3 separate regions of the Homo sapiens genome follow, and regions 2 and 3 are each linked to region 1. Evidence: chromatin loops called from intact Hi-C (ENCODE). Cell type or tissue: Calu3. All regions are shown on one strand. Links, peaks and the distances in the headings refer to the core of each region. The heading gives the core; the rest is flanking DNA.

Region 1 (6,081 bases), core at 1,360-5,359:
GGGCATCAGACACGACTATCGCTCAGCATGAAGGAGATACATAGGGCTAAGTGGGAAGACGGCGCAATGCAAAAGGGCAGAGGACTGAACGGGGATTTGGGATGCTTGGGTGCTAGCCAAGAAAGACTCCAGAAAACAATCAGAGGGAATCTCACTTTCATTTGGCTTTGGGGCTATTCTTATTCTCTGATGAAAGCACCTTAACAGTACGGTGAGAAGCATGATGGAGACAGTTGGCGTGGCCTCGCCTTCCCCCAATGCTTCGTGCAGCAAATGATCACTGCATGTACAGAAGGGGATCGAGGAGTCTGGAGAGAAAGGACGGGGCAGAGAGAAAAGGGGGCAGTGCCTGGCTCGGCGCCCAGCGTGCTGCATGCTGGTTTCAGGCCCCAGGAAGCTGGCGGGGGCCTTGTCCTGAGCCAGGAGGAGACAGGCCTTGGCCGGTTTCCTAGCAACCCTCACCGGCAGCAGGCAGTACCCCAGGCAAGGCTGTCCAGGGAAAAATGAAAATGGCCACACGCACAGATGCAAAACGAAAGCAGGCCTGCCTCCCAGCCGGGTGCGGAGGCACCAGGGGCCCCTGCCAGACAGCTCCCACACCAAACTCCTTGGAGAAACATCTGGGGGCACCAGCCATGGAGGGGGTCTCACTTCCTTCTCAGCCCTGCAGCACGGTAGGCACGCCGTGAAGCCCACACTCTGCCACTGAGTCACCGAAACAGCAGACCTTCGCATTTCCACACTGCAGGGGCACCAGAACCAGAAATCCCACTCCTGGGTTCTTGCGGAGAACTTTAATCACAGGGGGTGACACCCAGACTACCCTATCTTTACTCCTCTCTTTGCACCCAATTCCTCCTTGCAGTTACTGCAACTCGCCCCTCTGGTTTGGTTCTGCACTCAGCTGAAGGAGCTTTAACCCTCCATCCTCTCCTAACCATCCCCGCATTAGGACGGTGAGGCCCCCCTGTCCCAGACAAACAACCTTCCCTTTGGCCTCTGTCACTTGTTAGTTCTCTATCAGCTGAAGTTCATCTCATCCTATTCCACCCATTATGCCAGTGTCAAGAGGGAGGTGTGGCAATGAAGAGGACAAATCCTTACCTCTAGCACAGACAGAAAGGGCCACCATCAAGGATGGCTTTAGCGTCACAGAAAGAAATCCACCTGCTTGTCACCCTCAACCCAGGGACCATGGTGACAGCCAGTACCACACGAACCTGAGTGTGGCCAAACCTACCTACAGCCTTATGGAACGACCGTCACTCCCAGCGCTCTCTTCGTACCTGGCTTTCTTCCTTTGAAATTGCCTTGTGTGATCAAAAATGAATCATAAAACATTTGTTTCAGATTGTTACATGCTGTACAGTTTTTAGAACAGGATATTCTATTTTAGGATATCTAATCCTAAAAACTCTGGGAGGCAAACACCTTCACTTTACAGCTGACGTTACAGGGTCTGAGGCTGATACCTGTCAGGGCTGGGGACAGAGCAGACTCTCCCCAGCCTGCTTCCTGCTCTGTCCATACCAGGCTCCTCAGATTAGAGCACTAAGTCCATATATGGTAAAGCTGCTAGAAGGACTCGACGAAATGATTAGTATCTAAGGCACTATACTATACATGAAAATTACAGCAAGTATATCCACACATACACACACATCAGAGTATATGTGTATATTTTTAGGTATATGTGTATCTATGTATATGTTGTGTACATAAATAGAAGCTGGCATCTATCTGTCTACAACAAGAATAGAAGATATGAACATAGGGCTGGGTGCGTTGGCTCATGCCTGTAATCCTAGCACTTTGGGAGACCAAGGTGGGAGGATCGATCGCTCGAGCCCAGGAGTTTAACACCAGCCTGGGCAACATGGCGAAAGCCCATCTCTACAAATGATACAAAAAGTTAGCTGGGCGGGGTGGTGCATGCCTATAGTTCCAGCTACTCGGGAGGCAGAGGTGGGAGGATCTGTAGAGCCTAGGAGGCAGAGGCTGCAGTGAGCTGTGATCACACCACTGCACTCCAGCCTGGGCGACAGAGTGAGACCTGTCTCAGACCAGAAAAAAAAAAAAAAAAAAGACGCTATGAATATATATGCCTTGTATCCTTGATAGAGGCAAACACCTCACATTATTTATAAAATCAAAATTTCAGGTTAATGATTTCCCAGAGACCTAATTTCCATGGCACTGATATAGTTGATGCGTCTCTGAGCCTGTTTTATACATGTCATATACAGACACCACCAGGAGCACCCAGGAATTAAGACCATTCCACAGCCTACAACATCGCTTCCCAGATCTCTGTCATGACCTCATCAATCTCAAGTCTCTCTCCTTGGTAGTAGATGAAGTAGATGAAGTGGGAGCTAATGAAAAAGCTAAGGAAATCAGCACCACTAAGAAAATGCCAATACTCATTCCCGATCAACATACACAGTTGACTGTTTTCATCCTACTTTGAATTGCCTCGTCCTACCACGTTCAAGACGCGGCTACTGGGCAGGTCCACGTCTTTAAGTTGTGTACAATGCCTGGTTCACAACACGATTACTCATTACATGTCAAAATAATAATTATCACAGATGGCGAATTCACAAGTGGGTTAGCCGTCGGCTGTAACGGGCTAGCTAGCACTTGCCCCAGGCACTCAAGTTCAGCAGTCAAAATGCTATAAAACACACTGTTCTTTCTTCTTGTTATTTATTTATTAACATCAAGGAGAGGCTCACATTTTGTCTTTCAGAGTTGGTTGCAATAGGTTAGACCTCTTTGAAGCCACATAAAACAATTCACTTTGTATTATGTAACTAAAACTTAAACGACTTTAGATTTGATGACGCTATACTGCTATCCCTCCTTGTTCCCTGCAACCCAGCTCCCTCTGTTAAACAGGGCAGCTCTGGGGCAACACCGCAGGCCCTTCCTAGGAATAGTTCAAGAAAACAGCCTCTGATTTCCTACAAGGACGGTCACTGACTGTAAAACTACAAGAGGAGGTAAGAAAGTACTACAGCCCAAGGGTTCCTCAACCCAGGCTCCTGTTATACACCTGCCTTTGTGTCCACAGTGAAAACAACATGGAAGGAACTGGTTATGGGTTTTGACATAAGTTGTTTCAAGCCAGCAGATGGGATGAGATGCTGCTTCCATGACAAAGTCACCCTGGATATTCTCAGGCCGAATGAGGGTGAGATGGTACCAGGCCCACAGAGAGGCCGCGGCTGGGTGCGCAGAACTACGACACCAGCCCTAAGAAGCCAACAGGCTGTTGAATGCCAAGCCTGAACTATTAATTTGCATATGACATCAATTCTGCTGTCAGTGTGTTAATGTGTGATTAATTCTGTCATGGGTTAGAGCAAGGAGAATTAGTTAATTGTCAGAAACCCTTCTCGTTCACTCTCGTTTAGCCCCCGCCTCCCTTTAACTTCCTTTTTTCTCTTCTTATTAAACTAACCTCCTGGGTTTTCTTCCTCTGGGCACTTCTGTCCTATGGGACTTCAGTCCCATTTCCTCCTACCCTTTACAGAAACGCACCTATAGACCCAAAAACGGAGAAGGCAGATGGGTCTTACTCCGGCGCCCCAGCTGGCAAGTCTGAACTCTGTCCAGGCAGTCACGGGGGTGGTTTGGGAAGGCCTTACAACGGGGACACACAGGTCCCATTCATATTTGCGGTCAACTGCCAATGCCAGTGATACCTGGATACATTGTACAATCTGTGCTTTGTGTGCTGTGCAAATAACCTGTGGGGCTGGAGCAAGCTGGAATGTGGAGTTAACACAAAGCCATTGCTGTGCTATCGAAATCGGTCGTGAGGCTGCCCACTCTTCCCCCACTTCCCAGAAGCTGGCCCACTTCTTCCTTCCTACCAATCCTTGCCCACCGTCAATGCAGCTGTAGAGTGAGTCAACTGCGCTTTTACCCTGTCAACGGTTCCATCACTGAGCTAGCTTATACTTTTTAAACACAAAGTTCAACACAAAGAACCTTGAGGTCCCTAACTCTGGAAAGGGCAAGAGAATTCTAGAGGCCCCTGAATGCCAGGAAATTTCAGGAGGTACAGGCATGTCACAGGTCAGGCTAAATGGTCCCCAACCACCGCAGCAATGCTGCATACGCACGCTGTGGGGTCAAGGACAGGTGATCCTGATGGTCACATTTCCCAGGTTTGCTAACAGGCAGCCCATACCTGTGTCCACTTAACCCCGTCCCGTGTCTTTCCCTTATCTTGAGTTGCCTTTCACTTTGAAGCAATGAGGAAAAAGGAATGAATGAAAGCAAATGGACCCGCACAATCATCTACAATAGTCCAGAATTTGTCTAATTTATAGGGCTGGGAAACCAAGTGTCACCTTCGGGCCTACTCCTTCCCTGACCAAACTGCCCAGAGGGGCTGGAACGGGCACCAGCCAAGGGTGGGCAGTGACCATAGCTTTTACGTCCTCTTGAAGACAGGAGGAAAATGCAAAGAGGCACAGACTGCTACTCCCCTGTCCCCCACTACTCATTATATAACACATGTCAGTTTCTTGAAAGGGCCCTATATTTGTGCACGAAAGCATGTTCCCAAGAGTTAACTTATAATTATTACAATAGAGAGGAAGCAGGTAACTGAGACCTATTTTCACGTTACAAACAAAATTCTGTGATCTATTTAAAAAGCACAGGCCTCCCTTTTTATCTTGGAAGTCACTGTTTCTTTTAATTTGGAAACACATCTATCAACTGAAACCTTTAAAAACTTAACAAGGAATAATGTTGTTATGGGTCATGATTATTCTAATGTCTTATCATTTTATTTTGCATATGCCCTTATAGCTAAACTCAAACTAGATGCTAGAATATAATTGCCCATAGTAACCAACTAAACAGTTCCCCTAAGCAATGTGTATTTTTGCGTCTCTGTCTCTCTCACACTCTCACTCTATCCTGCCCGCCCACTCGCTCCCCTTCCCAAGTAACAAAAGCCAGATAAATCCATGGAAGAGGTGAAAGAGCTACAGCGACTCCACTTTCCAAACACTTGTGTGTATTACAACTCTTTAAAAATGAATTACAGAATCCACTTTGAAAAACATATTCGGGCCCTTGTGGAAGTTACCAGTCCTTTCTCAAATGAGCTGGAAGTGTCTCTGATCAACATGAATTGGGGTTCCTTCTTCCTTTTCGGAGTATGGATACTAATTGTTTTAATATGGGCATTATTCGCACATGAAACTAGAATTGCTCAGCACGTGGGAGATAGGTCCCGACCACCCATGGGCATCAAAGATCCCATGACATTTCTGTAAATCAGCCAAATTCCAACACAGACAGCAGGCCCAGCAGTTGCTGTATTCAGATGAGGGGCGATTACATGCTCCTGCCTCTCCTACACAAAGCAGAGACCAATGTTTCTACTCCTGGCCCGTTCTCTGGGTCTATCCTGGCCAACCTCCTCTGGGCACAGCCCATCAGACCTCCAGATGGCTAGTTCTCTCTAGACCACTGACATCCTACACACAAAGGATTACCAAGAAGCCAGCTCCCCCAGGTTTACGAAATTTATAGGAAAGTCTCCAATCAAGAGGTCAGGAGACAGAGAACAGGGTGTTAGGAACCATGAGCTGGAGGAGAGTCCCAGCATAGGGGCTTCTCAGCTGTTCTCACTTGAAATTACCTCTAAAAATCTATTTCCATATTTCTTCCCTGGAATTTCACTTTTAGAATTTGAACATTCAGAACCTTCAGGTCTCCACTCCTTCTTCACTTGGTCAGAGAATTTCACTTGGTCAGTTTCACTTGGTCAGACATTGGTTAAAATAAAATAATTTCCATTTTTAAACAGTAGTAAAAAATTTTTATTTAAATTTGTTTAGACCCACACCAATGAGTCTTCTCCCTGTGTCACAGTAATCCTTCCTCCTTGTCTTCCTTCTCTCTCAATTTCTCAATACCCATCGAGTCTTTCCTTAACAATCCTCCCGATTCATTCTCCCGCTGGGATGGCCAAGTTCTTCTGAGGGCAACACCTGCTCCAGGCCGTGCCCCCTTGGCCTCCTGATTTGCCTTGGAATCTGGAATAAGTCA
Region 2 (6,081 bases), core at 1,027-5,026, 130 kb after region 1:
GTGTAACTGCAAACCACAGAACCCCTGCCAACTCTCTCTCTCTAAGATAAAGGGGAAAAAAATACAGAAAATGTGTTGCTTGCAGCCATCTTCCTAAACCCAAAAGATTTTAATAAAAGAACCTATACAGCAGACGAATTGGAAAGGGGTGAGTGAATTCTGTGTGAAGCCAGCAAAGGGAGAGAAAAAAAAAAAAGGCAGCTTTATGTGGGATTCTTTTCCTTGTACTAACAAATTACGACCTAAACATGCCTTTTCTTTTCTCTCTCTTTTTTTTTTTAATAGTTTGTTGTAACTGGAATAACTGGTCTTGTGCACTGTCTTGCATATTCAAAGCTGCTTTGTAACCGGATCTAGAGACCCAACCTTATTTGCCTGAACTCAATAGGGTTTTTTTCTCCCCCTCCTCCCGGGTTTTGTTTTGGATTCGGTATTGTGGGTTTTCTGTTGTTGCTGGGAGCCTATGTCTATGCAGGCATAGGCTCTGGTGCCTTTAAACCACAGACCAAACACCTGAAAGGGGGAGGCACAATTTGTACAATGGCAGGAGGAGCCTAAAATATACACCAAAAAATAAAATCAAAGCAGCTGTAGGGGTTTTGGCCTCTGAGCAGCTGACCTGACCCCGTTCTGTATATTCTTTTATTTCCCCATTGCAGGATTCCTGCACCTTGGGTCAGATTCAAACTCAATGTGACCCTGAGGAGAAGGCAGTCACAGAGTCCTGAAAAGCTGCTCCATATTTAATAGGGGTGGGGGAAGTAAGTGCATATGCATCCAGACTCCCCCAGTGAAGACACCCACACGGTGCAGACGTACGCGCGCGCGCGCGCGCGCGCACACACACACACACACACACACATACACACACACACACGTCAGGACTGCCAGGCCATGGGACCAGCTCCACCCCAGTTTTCTTGGCCCACACCACTGAGAGCCTGAACTCTCTTTGCGGGCCCCCCAAATCCTCATACCTACAACTCTACACACACACACACACACACACACACGCAGAGAACACCACTCCTCCAGAGACTTTGTATGTTTAAAAAGTCCACAGATCTGAATCGCCTCCTCTCTGGACCGGAGCAGGGCAGTTTATTCAGAGAAATCAATAGGAAAGAGCATTTGCAAATATTTATATAAGCCCTGTGCGTTTCAGCATTAAGTAATTAAAAACTAAAACCCGAGGAGGGGGAAGGGAGACACACAGACAGAGGAAGGCTGCTGGCCTAGAGTAGGTTTTCCTGCCCACACCTCATCTTCCCAAACCGCAGTCTTTTCAAAACTGACTCCGTGTACACTTTTTACGAAATCCTCTTCGTACACCATTTGCTAGACTATTTCAAAATCATCTCCAAATATGGATTCACCTACCACCAAGCTTTCAAGACTGACTGTGTCTGTATTCTATCTCTCTTCTCATACACACACAGCAACTCATACTTTTGACACTGCGTCAATCTCTAGTATATTCTCTTTTATTTTCCTATCTCTAATATACCTGCACTAGTTAAAAAAAAAACAACAAACCTAACATTGTAAGATAAGAAGAGGGCCCCCCAAGTGCCCATTCAAGAAGCAAACTCCCAACCCCTAGGTCTCCTGAATACCCCCCACTCCCCTCAACCCACAGGATGTCTACACTTTGGGGGTTCAGCTCCTGAAACCCCCACATGTAAACAGATTTGGAAAAAAAAACAACTTCAGCAAAATGGAGTTTTAGAATGAGCTACTATGGAGTGGACTTCCCTATATTGTTCCGGAGGGCAGGGCAGTAAATTCTGGTTGTTCTCCCTCTAAATCCTCTCTAAGAAGCCAAGCAAGGCGCTGGAGCACCCACGCTGCAGATATTGTAGAAATTTACAGTAAATGTAGGTACACGATTGCAGCACGCTGCCCTATTGATTATGCAGATTGTGATCAATCTTCTCCCCTCGCCCACTGCCCAAGCCTCTTTCGGAGGACCTCCAAATAAGTTGGTCTGCAACTAGCTATTCTCCCAAAGTAGGGAGGAAAAAAAGTAATTTTTTAAAAAACATAATAAATCCTCAATTGTCCCCACTGAAAGGGCTCGAGTCTTTTTTAAATTCCAAAGTGAATTTATGTTCTGTAATTTGCATTACAGCCAAGCGATCACCGTCTGTCATATTCTTCAAAGGTACTTAACAAACTGCCTTTTAAAAGTCACTAGAACTGGAGGCCAGAAAAAGGCAATCAGCATGCTCCGTCCATACAGTGCTTAGATCAAGTTTCAATAATTGAGACCAATAAAAATTGTCATATTTACCCTACTTGAAAGCAACAAGGGGGAAAAGTTAAGACTGGGTGCCTTTTGAAAGCGCTTGTAATCAAAGAATTTGCCACAGTCCAAAGAATAGCACAACATTGAACAAAAGTCAGATTCTGAGCAACAGCTTCACTCGCAAAGTGATATATACATATTTTAATTCAATAGTTATACAAGAACCCTCCGAGTACTGAGTCCATACACAACTTAATTATATACACTGCATGAAATACACTTAGATCTACTCTCCAATAGATATGCAAAAAGACGGACATTAAAATGCATAATGTAAAATTCAGGAACACGGTTTTTGCATCGAGTGGAGCCGGGCGAGGGGTGAGAGTGGGGAACCCAACGTAAACAATCCCAGATTCGCGAGAGCAAAAAAAAAAAAAAAGAAGAAGAAGAAGAAAGAAAAGAAAAAGAAAAAAGGCATCCTCGGATGTCTCTGAGCTCAGCTGGCGGAAGAAGGCCGGCCGGGCGAGGTCTGGCCCTGGCCAGCGGCGCAGCCCCGAGCCCCCGGGAGCCCCTAGTGTCCAGGGCAGAGTCCCCTCTGGGCGCTCGCGGCGCTGCCAGTGGGGCAGGGCGGAGAGCGCACAGGTAGAGGATCGCGCGGCCGCCTCGCCCCCTCCGGGACCCCGTGGCTCCGAACGGGCTCCCGCGTCGCCGGCAAGTCGAGCCCCAGCGCGGAAGGCGCTCGCCCGGCCAGCGGTGGCGGCCGCGGCAGCAGCAGTGGCTGCGACCGCGGCGACTGCTCCGGGCCGGGTGCGCGCCCCGCGCGGCTGCTCAGCCCGGGGCCCCGGCGCCTCTCGGGGTGGGGCAAAGTTGGGGGCCGGGAGCGGCGGGGGCGGGGGCACTCGGCACCGCGGACCCCCCCATACTCCCCCCACCGCCGGCCGCCGCCTTTGTCTCCGAGCTGGTACCCCGGCCGCCCTCCCGCCCTCGGCCCGCGCCCCGGCCGGCCCTGCCTGGCGGCGCCTCCAAACTCGCCGCGCGGGCCTCGCCCCGGGCGCCTCCACCCTCCCGGGGGTCGCCGGCGGCCGGCGGCGGCGGCGCGGGGCCGGGGAGGAGGGGGCGGCCCGGGCTCGGCGGCGGCGGCGGCGGCAGCGGCGGGAGGAGGAGGAAGAAGAAGAGAAAGAGAAAGTTTGGCGTAGGGGGAAGGCGAGCGGGACGCAGCGAGCGAGCAGGGCGCGGGCGCGGGGAGCGCGGGCGGCGGCGGCCGGGCGCGAGAGCCGGGAGGGGGCAGGACGAGCCCCATGCAAAGCAGCCCGGGCGCCCCGAGGAGCCCCGCGTCCGGGCGGTGGCGGCGGGAGGAGGAGGAGGAGCAGGCGGCGGCGGCGGCGGGAAAAAAAAAAGAGGGAAAAGTTGCCACTTACGCGGTTGCTTCTCCGGCGGCGGCGGCTGCAGCGGCGCTGCTGGCGACGGCGGCGGCGGCGGGAGCTGGCGGCGCTTTTAATCCCGAAAAGAGGCGCTCGGGCCGCGGAGCCCATCAAGGCAGCAGCGGCGGCTGGCGGGGGTCGGCGGCGGCGGAGGACGCGCTGCTGGCGGCGGCGGCGGCGGCGGCGGCGGCGGCGGAGCTGGAGCGCGCTCGGCGGAGCCCGGGGCGGGAGGCGGCCGCAGCCGGGGAGCCGGAGCCGCCGCCGCCGCTGCCGCCGAGCAGCATGGTTGGCGGGGAGTTTACAGCCCCCGGAGCGGGCAGGGGCCACGGAAGAGAAGCGGCGGCGGCGGCGGCAGCGGCTCTAGGCTGTAATTGGGATGCAAAGCAGGCGGCGGCGGCGGCTGCGGCCGGGAGGAGGAGGAGGAGGAGGCGGCGGCGGTGGCGGCTGCAGCGGTCGGAGGGGACGCGCTGGAAGTGGGAGCTGATGAGTGAAAAGAAAAAAAAGTCTTTGGATCTTTATTCTGCTAATTAGTTTCCTGCAAAAAATGGCTGTGATTAATTCAGTGCGCATGTGCTTCATTACCCAGGCACGACGGGAAGGGCTAATTAGCCACCTTCTGGATCAATAAGATTCAGCAAAAAAGAAAAGGGGGAGGTGGAGGGAGGCAGAGGGGAGGAAGGGAGGAAAAAAAAAAAAAAACAGGGGAAAGTGATGAGCAGGGCAAGGAGAGCAGGAAGAGAGGATGGGAGAAGAGCCTAGAAGAGGGAGAGAGGCTCCAAAAGTTTATGCATGTATTAAAAACACACACACACACACACACGACACACACACGAGCGCGCGCACACACACACACACACACACACACGCACACACACACCGAGAAGTGGAATGCATAGGAGCAACAATAGGAACCTGGCTAAGAATCTTTTTAAGATTTTTTTTTTCCTTTCTTCTTCCCCCCCTTCTCTTTTCTTTCTTATTATTTTCCCCTTTCTCTCTCTCTCTCTCTCTCTCTCTCTCTCTCTCTCTCTAAGCAAACGCAGCAATGTTTAAATTAACTAGGAAAAGAGCATCTCCAAAGAATGGGGGCATTAGTGGAGGGGGACAGCTTAGAGTAAAGGTTTAAGTGAAAGAGCAGAGACTTCGAATAGAGACCACTTTAAATTGCAAATCTGAGATTTTTTAACTGAAGGAAAATTACCTCCCCCCAAATCAGAGGACGAATGAAGAAAATATGGAGAAAACTTTAACACATACCATAGACTAGACAAAAAATATATGTTAATTTTGTGTTCTGAAATAAGACGCAATCGGTCTTCTCTGGTTCTTTAGAAGGAGAGAGGAAGAGAGGAGGGGTGATTAGAAGAAATAAAAGGGAGAAAGTGAATCAGAACTGAAAGGGGATAACTTCAGGAAAGACAAGAAAAGGAAAAGTTGCACTTGGAAACAAGTCCAACTTTCTACCTTTCTGGACTTAAGAGAAAAGTAAAATCAATTTTCTCGTGTGAAACCTGGAAAGCAGATGTTTTCAAAACACAGGAAGCTATTTTGCCATCAAAAGCAGGGATGTAATAAAGGCAGTGAAAAATAATTTCAGACTGAATTCATAAGAGAGAAAGCCAATATATTTAAATATAGAGGAAAGGCCTAGGGTGTAGAAAGGGGAAATTACATACCCCTTCCCTAATGCCAAAAAAAAAAAAAAAAAAAGCCTTACAGCTACCTCCAAGAGTTTGGAGCACAGTCACGAAGCCAAAGGGCTTGAAATGAGAGGATGGATTTCAGATAAAGACTAGGAGCGGTACATCCCACTAGAGCCCAAAGGAGATCCCTGGAATCAAAGACAGCAGCGAGGGACCCTACTACTGTACCGATTCCCAGTACATCAAAGCCATCACTTAGGCTGGTGCACGGTACCTCCAAAAAGCAAGCAAACAAACGCAGGAAGAACAAGAGTCAGTGTCTGTCTGTCTCTCTCTCTCTCTCTCCCCCCTCTTCTCTGTCTCTTCCCCCCCCTTTCAAATCCTAGCCTCAGCGTCACTGCTACTGCAATAGATTTTTTAAAAATGACAAGTTGTATTTATGTAAGTTCTAAATATGAACTAATACCATTGAAATTACAATGTCTGGAATAAAATAAAATGCAATCAGCACTTTAAGTAATCTGCAAATGTAAAAACAACATTTATGTTTTTGAAGGCATTATTAGTAAACCCTGTAACACCAGATAGCTTGCTAAAACTTATTTTTCTTGGGAAAAAATGTTGCCCTAGCCTACCAGATTATTTATTTTAGAAGGAATTTGGGAATTAATCAGGAAATCTGTTTGATTAGAAAGTAATTCTTCATTTTGAGAGATTTTCCAATGCTCTTAAGAACATGCAGCTTCTTAGTCAAGACTAGAGAGAA
Region 3 (6,081 bases), core at 1,027-5,026, 96 kb after region 1:
TTTTTATCTTTTTTTTTTTTTTGAGACAGGGTCTTGCTCTGTCACCCAGGCTGGAGTCCAGTGGCACGATCATGGCTCACTGCAGCCTCAATTTCCCAGGCTCAAGCAATCCTCCCGCCTTAGCCTCTTGAGTAGCTGGGACTACAGGCATGCGCCATCACACCCGGCTAATTTTGCTTGATTTTTTTTTTATAGAGACAGGGTCTCACTATGTTGCCCAGGCTGGTCTCGAACTCCTGGGCTCAAGCAATCCTCCTGCCTTGGCCTCCCAAAGTGCTGGGATGACAGGCGTGAGCATACACGCCTGGCCATGGTTTTGATCTTATAAAATAAATTAACTCTAAGGCCGGGTGTGGTGGCTCACGCCTGTCATCCCAACACTTTGGGAGGCTGAACGGGGTAGATCATGAGGTCAAGAGATCGAGACCATCCTGGCCAACATGGTGAAACCCCGTCTCTACTAAAACCACAAAAAATTACCTGGGCATTAGCCTGTAGTCCCAGCTACTTGGGAGGCTGAGGCAGGAGGATCGCTTGAACCCAGGAGGCAGAGACTGCAGTGAGCCAAAATCACACCACTGCACTCCAGCCTGGCGACAGAGTGAGACTCCATCTCAAAAATAAAATAAAATAAAATAACTCTAAATAATAAATGGCAAGAATTTTCTTTAATTGGCATTTTGTGGGGATTCACCCCAGGCTTGGCTGTGTGTTATCATACTCTCTTCACTCTGAGAATCTGAACTGTCTCCCTGAAGGACTGAAGCTAGCCTCTGTATAGTCTAAATGCTAAAACTGGCTGTCAGTTTCCTCAATGCTTGCCACTGTGATTTTATTCTGAAAGCTACAGCTCTTCTCATTCAAAGGTTACCCTCCCTCCTAACCAACCCAGAAAGAACTCACTACCCAGCTCTGCTTGCACCCTAGTGTTGGGGCTCAAGCTTCCGGTTCCGCTAAGACTCTGACCTCGCTTCTAAGGACACACACCTCAGAGGCCCAGAGCTCCGCTGTATCACACACTCATTGTCACATCCCTCGATGCATCATTCCCAGAATCCTCAAGGCTGTCACTGGATGAAAGAATAAAACAGCAAAACATCCGGCACCTTTTCATCCTGGCTCAAGTCAAAAGAGTTGGGATTAAAGCCACTTGTGACTTTCAAAAGCTATCACTACGAGGCAAGGACCGAGTGGCCAGTTCGTTTCAGAAAGTGGCCTGATGCTGTTGAAACTGCCAGCTGCCAGTGGACGTGAGCCTCACTCCCACTTTATAGTCTCAGGAAGGTGGCTCTCAGGACATGACGCCAAGCCCCAGAAGGGCCTCTGAATCCTCCACCAGCGTGTGCGTGTGTGTGTCTGTGCGTGTGTGTGTGTGTGTGTGTGTGTGCGTGTGCGTGTGCGTGTCTGCACGCGCACCTGAGTGCACATGGGCTGCCTGGTTTACAGGCCACCACAACCCTTCCACCAAGTGTGAACACACATACACTTCCTTACCAAGGTGCCCACCGGAAACCCCTGCCTGGACCCCTGCAGCCCTCCCAGCCACACTGCAGCATCGAGGGAACAGCACTTTGCCTCCCCAAACCTGCCCTGGCTACTGGGTGACCCCGCTCTGCTATCCCCACCTTCACCCTGAGATGCACAGACTGTCTGCTCTAAAGGGCATGAACCTGGAGATTGTGAGTCATCACGACGCGCAGGAAGCAACGTCTCAGTCCAAACCCTGAGCCCGTTCCTAGAGAGCCTTCTCCGCTCTCTCACCCCTCATCCCACGTAGAGCAATCAGGGCTCACCCGCCCCCTTCCCTTTCTCTATGGCTTCTTCAAGATCTCCTCATCCATCTGCCCACAACTGGAACTGTTTATTTGTTTAGCCCACTGGTAAGAAAAATGAGAGAGCGGGCTGGCATTCCTGGCTGGGCATAAACACGTTTTTAAAAAATGTCTGTTCCAACTCTGTCTGGGTCCCGTACTGAGCCCTTTAACCTCCTGCAAGCACCATGGAGACATTCCATGGGAACTATCACCATTCGTTATCATCGCTGAAAGACAAAATCCACTGTACCCTGCAACATCTCACACAGATCCTTCACATTCTTGGTTTGAGAGCTGACTATGCAAGAAAAAGGAAGCACCATGACTGTGGGAAAGGCCACTGTCACCAGGACAAGAGGCACCAGCAAGAGCCCTGCATCAATTACTCTACAGAGGCACCGGGAGGCCTGATTTTAATTTTTTAAAAATACATTTAATGAATCACATACGCAAACTTTACATTGGCAGAACACTCCCTTAGGATCATGAGCAAATTTCTGATCAGATCAAATAGCAAACTGCCCAAGGAAACCACGAAGAGGGGTGATGTTGCTATCACACTATCAAAAAGTAAAGACATACTTCTGATTTCTCACAAGAAATTTCCCAACAAAAGCTCTCTGTCTTAGATTCCGAAAGAAAAACATCCCCCACACAGAGTGTAAGGGCCAAGAATGGCCTCACCATATGGGACAGCTTCTGAAATACACAGAAAACGGGCAACGCGGGACCCATGGGACAAACCACTGTGTAGCCAGCTGCCCCGGCCAGGCCCGTGGTGTTGACTTTGGCAGTGCTTGTCGACCATGACTCAGCAATAGTCATCGAAACTGAAATCAAGTGGAACTGATCAGTTCAGACCTCCAATGTTGAGTTTGACTCAACGATTCTTCAATGCCCCTGGTCTTCCTGAAATTCTCCATTTAAATATTTACTGGTTTAAGGGTAAAGTCAGGGAGGCACGGGCATGGTTGTTGGACCTTTTCTGTCTTATCCTATTCAAATCTGGCTGAACTGAGTAAAACGTTATGCAGCAGGATGTCTTCCTATATAATCCACTTCATCCCGCCCCCCCAATACTCTTCCATAGGGGTTCAAATGCAGATCTGAACCAACTGCTCGATGATCCCCCAAAGCCATTTAGTCTCTGAGCTTTTCTCATCTACAAAATGAGATGTGTCCCCACTCTGCATACCGTATAGAGCACCTGCAAGGATTAGTTGAAAGGGTATAGGCCCAAGGACTTTGAAAAATGAAGCTCCTTAAATTATTTTCCCGATGTCCTCAGACAGACTTGGCACCTTACCCTTTTACTCATAATTAAAGATTTGAGCAGCTAACTCAGAGGCCTAATTGTGATGCTAAGTAGACATATAGTGGCTCAATAAAAGGAAAGACTGAAGGGGTTTAGAGCAGCGAGGAAAGACAATCGAGGAAACGGGGCTCGAGGTTCTGGGACGAGGGCCTGCTGAGCTGGCCAGCCCAGCCAAGGCCACAGGGATACAGTCCTTCCAGTCACTCAAGTTAAAAATCTTGCAGTCACCCTTGACTCTATGTCCTGTCTTGTCCCATATCTCCCTTCAAAATCTATCCAGAGGATAAGCACCTGGAGCAGATCGAATAGCATCCCTCCTAGAACTCATGTCTACCAAGAACCTCAGAACATGGCCTTATTTGGAAATAGAGTCTTTGAAGTAATTTATAACTAAATTGAGCTCAGACTAGATCGGGGTAGGCCTTAAATCAATGACTGAGCCAGGTGTGGTGGCTCACACCTATAATACCATCACTTTGGGAGGCTGAGGTGGGTAGATCACCTGAGGTCAGGAGTTTGAGACCAGCCTGGCCAACATAGTGAAACCCTGTCTCTACTAAAAATACAAAAATTAGCCAGGTGTGGTGGCGGGCACCTATAATCCCGGCTACTCAGGAGGCTGAGGCAGGAGAATCACTTGAACCTGGGAGGTGGAGGTTGCAGTGAGCCAAGATCATGCCACTGCACTCCAGCCTGGGTGACAAAGCGAGACTCCATCTCAAAAAAAAAAAAAAAAAAAAAAATCAATGACTGGTACCCTTAGAAGAGGAGGGAACACACAGAAATGCACACAAGGAAGACAGCCACGTGTAGACGGGAGGCAGAGGCTGGAGTGACACAGCTCCAAGCTAAGGAATGAGTCTTTACTCAAATGTCACCTTCTCCGAAAGCCTTTCTTCACTGTGTCCACCGAACCTGCCAACTACTGCTCACCCCCTGCCCTCGTCCCGCCTCCTCTCCACAGCATTTAACATCATCCAAAATACTATAATGCACTTAGTAATGATGTCCAGTGAGGGAGATGAGGTAGTATAAGCTCCAAGCAGACAAGCATTTCTCTCTTTTTTTGCCCCCATTGGAGTATCACCGGCACCAACAACAGTGTCTGGCACACATGGGACTCTCAAACAAAAGGTCAAGGGCAGCCCAGGGAAGCCCCAAGGCTGGAAGCTCTCGCTGAGAAAGCCAGGCTGGGAGAAGCCCGTCTCCCTGAGTCAGGCCTGCAAGCCAGGCAGGCAGATGGTGAAAGGCAGGAGGGAGAGGAGCCACTGCAGGCCCCTGGTCAGCAGAACAAGAAGAATACGGAGCCGGGAGTTTGAGGGCAGCACCACTGATATTCAGGCTGTGTCATTCTTCGTTGGGGATGAGGGTGGCTGTCCTGGGCATCGCAGGATGTTTAGGAGCATCCCTGGCCTCTACACTGGATGCCAGTAGCATCCTCTCCCCAAAGTGTGACAACCAAGAATGTCTCCAGACTGCCAAATCTTGGGGGGAGGAAGCAAAATCACCCCCTACGGAGAACCGCTGAAACTGAGTTTCAGTCCAATGACGGCCCACATGCCACGATCCCAGACAGCACAGGGCCAAGCAGGTAACACAAATGAGCGAAGTTGGCTGGGAAACAGGACGTGGTAGGGTAAGAGCTGGTAAGCAACAGTGAGCTCTGGCAACCTAAAAAGTAGATGTTCCTTCCACAAGGGGCAGTCACCACCCTGTTCTAGCCAGGTTTTGCCCTGAAGACCCAAAATGGCCAAATCCCCCGATTTTTTTTTTCAAGAGAAGGTTTTAATACTGATTTTTCTGTGAAATGTGCCCATGTTTAAAACATAGTATGTGGCCAGGTGCAGTGTCTCACGCCTGTAATCCCAGCACTCTGGAAGGCCGAGGCGGGCAGATCACTTGAGGTCAGGAGTTCGAGGCCAACCTGGCCAACATGGCAAAACCCCATCTCTACTAAAAATAAAAAATTAGCCTGGCGTGGTGGCCCATGCCTATGATTCCAGCTACTCAGGAGCCTCAGGCAGGAGAATCGCTTGAACCTCGGAGGCAGAGGCTGCAGTGAGCTGAGATCGCACTGCTGCACTCCAGCCTGGCGACAGAGCAAGACTCTGTCTCAAGAATAAATAAATAAATAAAATAAAATATAGTATTTGCTGAACAAAACACATCTACAGGCTAGGTTTTGCCTACAAGCTAAGACTGTGCAACCTCCGCACAGAGACTGCCTGGAGGTGGAAGGGGCTGGAGGGAAACCCCCCTTAGGAGCCTGCTGTCATCTAGACACAAGGGGCCTGGAGCAGGCCTGTGAGGGTAAGGGGCGGAGGGAGGAAAGGCTGGATCCCAGAAACTCTTAAGGTGAATAAGATAAGCACAGCAAGACAAGTGTGCACACTGTAATCATAAGCCACGAGGGCCAAAGCAACAGCCAATGCCCCCGGCTCCCTCCCACGATGCGCTACAGGCAGCACTGTGCTTACGCAGGTCACACACCTAGGAGCCGGAAGACCCCTAATGCATCCTTCAGGTAGGACCCTCTGCTTTGCAGAAAACCAGCGCTTAGAAAAGGCTTAAAGTGAGTATTTTGAAGACGGCTGGAATCAGAGCTCAAATCCATAACCTCAAAGGCTTCATGTCATCTTGCCACCACCCACGCCAATCCTTGAGCCTAGAGTAACGAAGAGAAAGGCTGCAACGACCACACACACCACGACGTCAGCCCAAAGGCCACGTGGCTCCATCCACGGCAACAAAATGCAAGGGAGCTCCGAGGGACACTTCCGTTTCAGGACAGGCTTACGGGGAGGACACCAGCTCCTCCCACCCTATCTGTAGACTGGGTAGAAGGGCTTCTTTTGAGCGCTCTGTCTTCCCAGAGAAGGACGTCCTGGAAACAAGGCACGTGCAGTATTACCATTAAACAACATGCACATGCCAGTGGCGCTAAATAAACAG

Evidence for each region. Peaks named below come from ENCODE experiments on the same cell type or tissue, not always from the same donor. Only the 100,000 strongest peaks of a DNase experiment are listed, where the experiment ranks them.
Region 2: it touches region 1 in a loop (2.9-fold over the local background); 38 of 110 quality-filtered maps call a loop at or near these places.
Region 3: a loop joins it to region 1, with 2.8 times the contacts of the local background. A loop is called at or near these places in 3 of 110 quality-filtered maps.

What each region holds. Positions count from the first base shown.
Region 1 is chr16:72,921,384-72,927,464 of GRCh38, forward strand. The region is part of intron 3 of ZFHX3 (zinc finger homeobox 3); the gene reads right to left. Among named protein-coding and RNA genes, the nearest start is that of ZFHX3, 120 kb to the right of the region's middle. In Calu3, for the core only: no CTCF peak of the experiment used is centred there; a DNase peak (open chromatin) is centred at 3,728.
Region 2 is chr16:73,054,861-73,060,941 of GRCh38, forward strand. It overlaps a transcript of ZFHX3 not described here. Among named protein-coding and RNA genes, the nearest start is that of ZFHX3, 9.8 kb to the left of the region's middle. RefSeq lists enhancers at 343-855, 2,695-3,427 and silencers at 2,758-3,157, 3,438-3,657, 3,738-3,827, 3,908-4,017. In Calu3, for the core only: a CTCF peak has its summit at 2,819; DNase peaks (open chromatin) are centred at 1,163, 2,851, 3,551 and 4,006.
Region 3 is chr16:73,017,982-73,024,062 of GRCh38, forward strand. The region is part of intron 1 of ZFHX3 (zinc finger homeobox 3); the gene reads right to left. Among named protein-coding and RNA genes, the nearest start is that of ZFHX3, 27 kb to the right of the region's middle. In Calu3, for the core only: no CTCF peak of the experiment used is centred there; DNase peaks (open chromatin) are centred at 1,680 and 2,580.